2 separate regions of the Homo sapiens genome follow, and region 2 is linked to region 1. Evidence: read pairs that join two places in POLR2A ChIA-PET (ENCODE). Cell type or tissue: K562. All regions are shown on one strand.

The links. ChIA-PET counts read pairs that join two places held together with the same protein. Peaks named below come from ENCODE experiments on the same cell type or tissue, not always from the same donor. Only the 100,000 strongest peaks of a DNase experiment are listed, where the experiment ranks them.
Region 2: POLR2A ChIA-PET joins it to region 1 with 5 read pairs; 1 of 35 experiments calls an interaction of 5 or more read pairs at or near these places.

What each region holds. Positions count from the first base shown.
Region 1 is chr17:78,047,989-78,050,488 of GRCh38, reverse strand. It overlaps TNRC6C (trinucleotide repeat containing adaptor 6C), which reads right to left. Exons shown (of 23, transcript NM_001142640.2): 5 at 1-1,644. Among named protein-coding and RNA genes, the nearest start is that of TMC6, 80 kb to the left of the region's middle. In K562, no CTCF peak of the experiment used is centred here; DNase peaks (open chromatin) are centred at 1,528 and 1,938.
Region 2 is chr17:77,218,022-77,220,521 of GRCh38, reverse strand. No RefSeq gene overlaps it. Among named protein-coding and RNA genes, the nearest start is that of LACAT1, 35 kb to the left of the region's middle. RefSeq lists an enhancer at 2,204-2,500. In K562, no CTCF peak of the experiment used is centred here; no DNase peak of the experiment used is centred here.

The DNA of each region.
Region 1 (2,500 bases):
TCCCATTGTCATTTTTCCTTTCAGACCTAGGGGATTCTTCAAATTCCCAGGCAGTGTTTTGCTTTACAGGAGTCTGTCCCCAACCAGTATTAGACAGAACTCTTGGGTCAAGATCATTCCTTGGCAACTGGATGTGCCCTTGGTCTATAATCCCTTTATCTCGCCTTCGGCCTTCTCCCGTTCCTTCCCTCCCAGTGCTTCCTTCATTGTGGTTGCCAGAACCATCACTACTTCCTTCACTTGCTGTAGTTCCAGAAGATGCCGCTTTGGCCCAGGAGTTCATGTGTTCACCACCAGGCTGTACGGTAGGGTTCTGGCTGGTGACACTAGGACTCTCCCACCCTGTTGATCCTTTCCCATTGATGTCACTGTTGGAATGCTGGTTTGGGGGCTTTCCCCATTCCCCATTCACACCGTTAGAGGTGCTTCGGCTGGGGTGGCCCCAAGCTCCTGAATGGATATTACCAACGCCATTGTTGCCACTGCCCCTTCCCCAGGCGAGTATTCCAGGACCAGCAGGAGGTCCTGAATCCCAAGCATTTCCTCCACTTCCTTCCTTTTGCACAGCACTGCTGGATCCATTTTGTTTAGCACTTAATGCTGAGTTCACAGTGTCTCCATTCCCCTGACTGAACCCAGAATTGCTATTTCCTGTGGCAGGGTTACCTGGGGACAGTCCCCACACAGAATTGCTTATTCCTTCAGCACTGCCCCCACTGACTTGAGAAACTGATGATCCATTAGCACCAGGAAGGCCTTGCAGGTGGGGCGGGATGATGGCCCCCATACCAACAGCCATGCCCCAGTTTGGCAGTCCATTTGTCTGCATTGCATTGATAGGGTTGGGTGAAGAGTTCATGGGGTTAGTGTTATTTGGTCCATCAGTGTTAAGGTTCTGAGGTTGTGCGCTGAAAGACACATTCTGAGAAGTGGACGTTTGTGGTTCTGTGCTCTCTTGTGGCAGCAAGTTTCCCCAAGCACCTAAAGTGCCTGTTGGGTTCCCGTTCTGGTTGCCCATATTTTGACCTATGGCACTGACTGGACTGCAAATACTGGAAGGGTTGCCTGTCGCCACGGTTCCTTCATGTCCAAGTACAGGCCAGGCAGCTGGGTTGGCATTAGGATTAAGGTTAAGATTAATGCCAGCATTGGAGTTGGAAGCACCCCAGCAATTCTGACTTCTCCCATCTCCAATCATAGTGTCCATTTTTCCATCCCCACCACTGACAGAGCAGTGAGCCAGGCCAGAGCTGGAGCCTGTGGCTACACCCCACACTCTGGCCGCACTTCCATTACTGTTCGCTCCCCCTGCTCCAAGGGCACTCTGATTAGAAGGGCTTTGGACGAGTGCGCCATTGGTGCCATTATTGCCATTTGTCTTCTTGGTATGTCCAGTGAAGTTGCCCTGGGCACTCCCTGTAGCCATGCTACTGTTCTCTGAGCCACAGTTGGAGGCAGAGTCAGTGTCTGTAGTACATTCTGAGGCAGATTCAGTCTCTGTTCCTGTGATGGAAGGCCACGCCTCCTTGTCAGTCCTATCTATTATCACTTTATCCCAGCTGCAGTTGGCTTCGCTTCTGTAAGTAGGCTGCTGTCCCCAGTGGGAATTTTCATAATGATCTGCCAATCCACTATGACTGAGATCTGAAAAAGATGAAACAAAATTCAAAATTAGATTTTCTACTCATTTGTCAATGAATCAACTGTTAACTAGTCTTTGGGGAAGCTCTTTATTTCAAGTCTTCAAATCTGAATGACAAACACTAAAAAAATGACTTAAAGAAAAAAGCTATTTGTCTTCTTAATAGATCCCATTTTAAAGAGCGTTAATGTTTTTAAAATTATATCAATTCTTACCACTACACTGTACTATTATTCCCCCTGGAGAATACTCACAATGCACGTTAGCACATCAGCATCTCTGAAAGCATCTGTAGTAAAGGCAGCTTTGAAAGATAAGTGACTTTGCAACTCCTATAAATACAGAGACTGAGAAACACTGGCAATGACAGTAAGTTCACGTAGAGTTTTGAATAAAACTTGTAGTTCTCTTTAAGACCTCTAATTAGGTTACAGTATTATATAGAGGCGAAACATGGCTTTCAGTAGAAAAAAATTGTAAATTGCATTGCAGAATCATAACAGAACCAATATTTGGGGTGGGGGAAGTGGTGACGGAAGGAAAGAGAGAAAAGACATATGAGACAATGCTATCTTATGTTATCAAAAATACTAAGGATTAGAAATGTTTAATTAGCTGTATACTACTTTATCTGATCTTATCTGCAATTTGGTTTATCACTGTCTCCTGCACATTCATAATAAAAAAAAAAAATCTGTAGCTCAAGGACATCACTAAAAGAAGAAAAAGAAGGAAGAAGAATCTCAGCCCCACAAGTGCTATCTTTTTGGATCTCTAAAGATTCTCTCAATCCTTGTTTTCTATTTCTTTAGAGCCTTTTCTTTGGAGATCCCTAGAATAACTTTATATGCCATCTTC
Region 2 (2,500 bases), 830 kb after region 1:
GACCCTCACTCTTTCAGTGGCACTCATGTGTTTGCTTATTTTCAACAGCATCACTTTTGAAGGCTTTCCATCCTTTTCGATTTATAAAATCAGCCAGGCGCGGTGGCTCACGCCTGTAATCTCAGCACTTTGGGAGGTCGAGGCCGGTGGATCACGAGGTCAAGATATCGAGACCATCCTAGCCAACATGGTGAAACCCCGTCTCTACTAAAAATACAAAAAATTAGCCATGCGTGGTAGCGGGCGCCTGTAGTCCCAGTTACTCGGGAGGCTGAGGCAGGAGAATGGCGTGAGCCTGGGAGGCAGAGCTTGCAGTGAGCCAAGATCACGCCACTGCACTCCAGCCTGGGTGACAGAGTGAGACTCCATCTCAAAAAAAAAAAAAAAAAAACCATCCTCATTTTCACTTGGCATTGTTTTTTCACTTTGCATTCCCTCTACTTTGTCTCAATTTCTGAAAGGATTCCTGCATTTCTAATCTTTCTTGAGTTCTGTCACTTCATTTCTGAGTTTTTCTAACTCTGATTATGCTTTTCACGTTTCATATCATTTTCTTTAAGTTTTTTTAGTTCATTTTTAAAATTGTTTTTAGACTGGGCGTGTGGGATCACGCCTTTAATCCCAGCACTTTGGGAGGCTGAGGAGGGTGATTACATGAGGCCAGGAGTTCGAGACAAGCCTGGCCAACATGGTGAAACCCCATCTGTACTAAAAATACAAAAATTAGCCAGGCGTGGTGGTGCACACCTATAGTCCCAGCGACTAGGGAGGCTGAGGCAGAAGAATTGCTTGAACCCAGGAGGCAGCGGTTGTAGTGAGCAGAGATCATGCCACTGCACTCCAGCCTGGACGACACAGCAAGACTCCGTCTCAAAAAATAAAAAACAAAATAAAATACAAAATAAAAATAAAACAAAAATAGTTTTTAAATGTGTTTTCTTTGGTCTGTTTTGCAGGCATGCCTTTCTGGCTTGCTTTCATTGTTGGTGGGAGTATTATTCTGCTCCCTACTCTGAGCCTTCTATAGGTTTGACTTTGCTACTTTTCTGATGCTCATTTTTATGGAAAAGTATTTCATAAACATTCAGAATGAAGTATGCTTCAAGAAAGCTGCTCTAATTTTGCGGTGCTCCCTCTGTTGTTTTGTGAAACGTTTAAAACATCACATCCGTCTGCTTTCACCGCTGCCCTGCCCATGACCCTCCCAGGCACCTGCACAGACTCGGTCCCCATCCTGCTTGACTTTATTCCCTCCAAGCAGTGGAATATGCTTTATTTCCTCACTGTGAGGTTCCTTCCAGAAGTGAGCCCTGGCAGGTCAGTCCAGGGAGTCCAGAGGGCCTGGTCTGCTCCCCTCAACCCGATCCTCTTCCCAACAGCCTCCGTGTCCCCAGGCTCCAGGTGCAGCCCAGCTGGGCCGTGTTACCTGCTGAGCACACACTGGCCTCCCACTGGGGTTCGTGGGGCCTCGTGGCTTCTCCTGCTCTCCCATCCATCAGACGTTTTGCATGTAACCTCTGCTTTCTCCCTCAGACACGGATAACCTATGGGTCCGGAAGCTCTGGAAACTATTGGTGGTTTACCCCGACTCACCCCTGGTTTGGGGTTTATGGGGATACTTTATCAGCTAGTGTTGCCGTAAATGATGTCCATAGGCTGTTCTTACTATCGTGCCAAAACACATACACAAACGCTGCCATTTCAACCATTTTAAAGTGACCATTCAGTCATCCACCGGTTTTAGGTTTTGCAGTCTAGTTGTATTACCATCTTCCCAGAATCCCTGGCTTTCCAAAGCCCTCACTTTTCAAGCAAAACTGATTCCAACTGGTTTGTTTCATGGTGACATTAATAAGAATGCCTCCACCACAACTTAAGAACTGGAAGACAACCTACGGTTTGGGCTCTGCCAAAGTTCTGCAGAGATGGAGTATTAAAGGAAACATGATATATTTAAGAATCATCACATTGGCCGGGTGCAGTGGCTCACGCCTGAAATACCAGCACTTTAGGGGGCCAAGGTGGGTGGATCATTTGAGGTCAGGAGTTCAAGACCAGCATGGCCAACATGGCAAAAACCCATCTCTACTAAAAATACAAAAATTAGCCAGGTGTGGTGGTGGATGCCTGTAGCCCCAGCTACTCAGGAGGCTCAGGCAGGAGAATCACTTGAACCTGAGAACGGAGGTTGCAGTGAGCCGAGATTGTGCCACTGCACTCCAGCCTGGGTGACAGAGCACAGAGCAAGACTCTGTCTCAAAAAAAAAAAAAAAAAAAACCCACAACAACAGAGAACAAACGCATTACTAATGGTTTGGTGGCCCAATATAAACACACTGCTGTTCAAGACACTCCATTTCAGTGTGGCCCTTTCTGAAGGTGGTCAGGAGACGGGCTGCGGGTTATCATCCTACGACCCTCAGTTAGTTTCCAAGCTGCCTCTGGCTTCCACCCTGAGAACTGGACCGCCAAGCCAAAAGCTTGGTAACAGTAGGTCCGA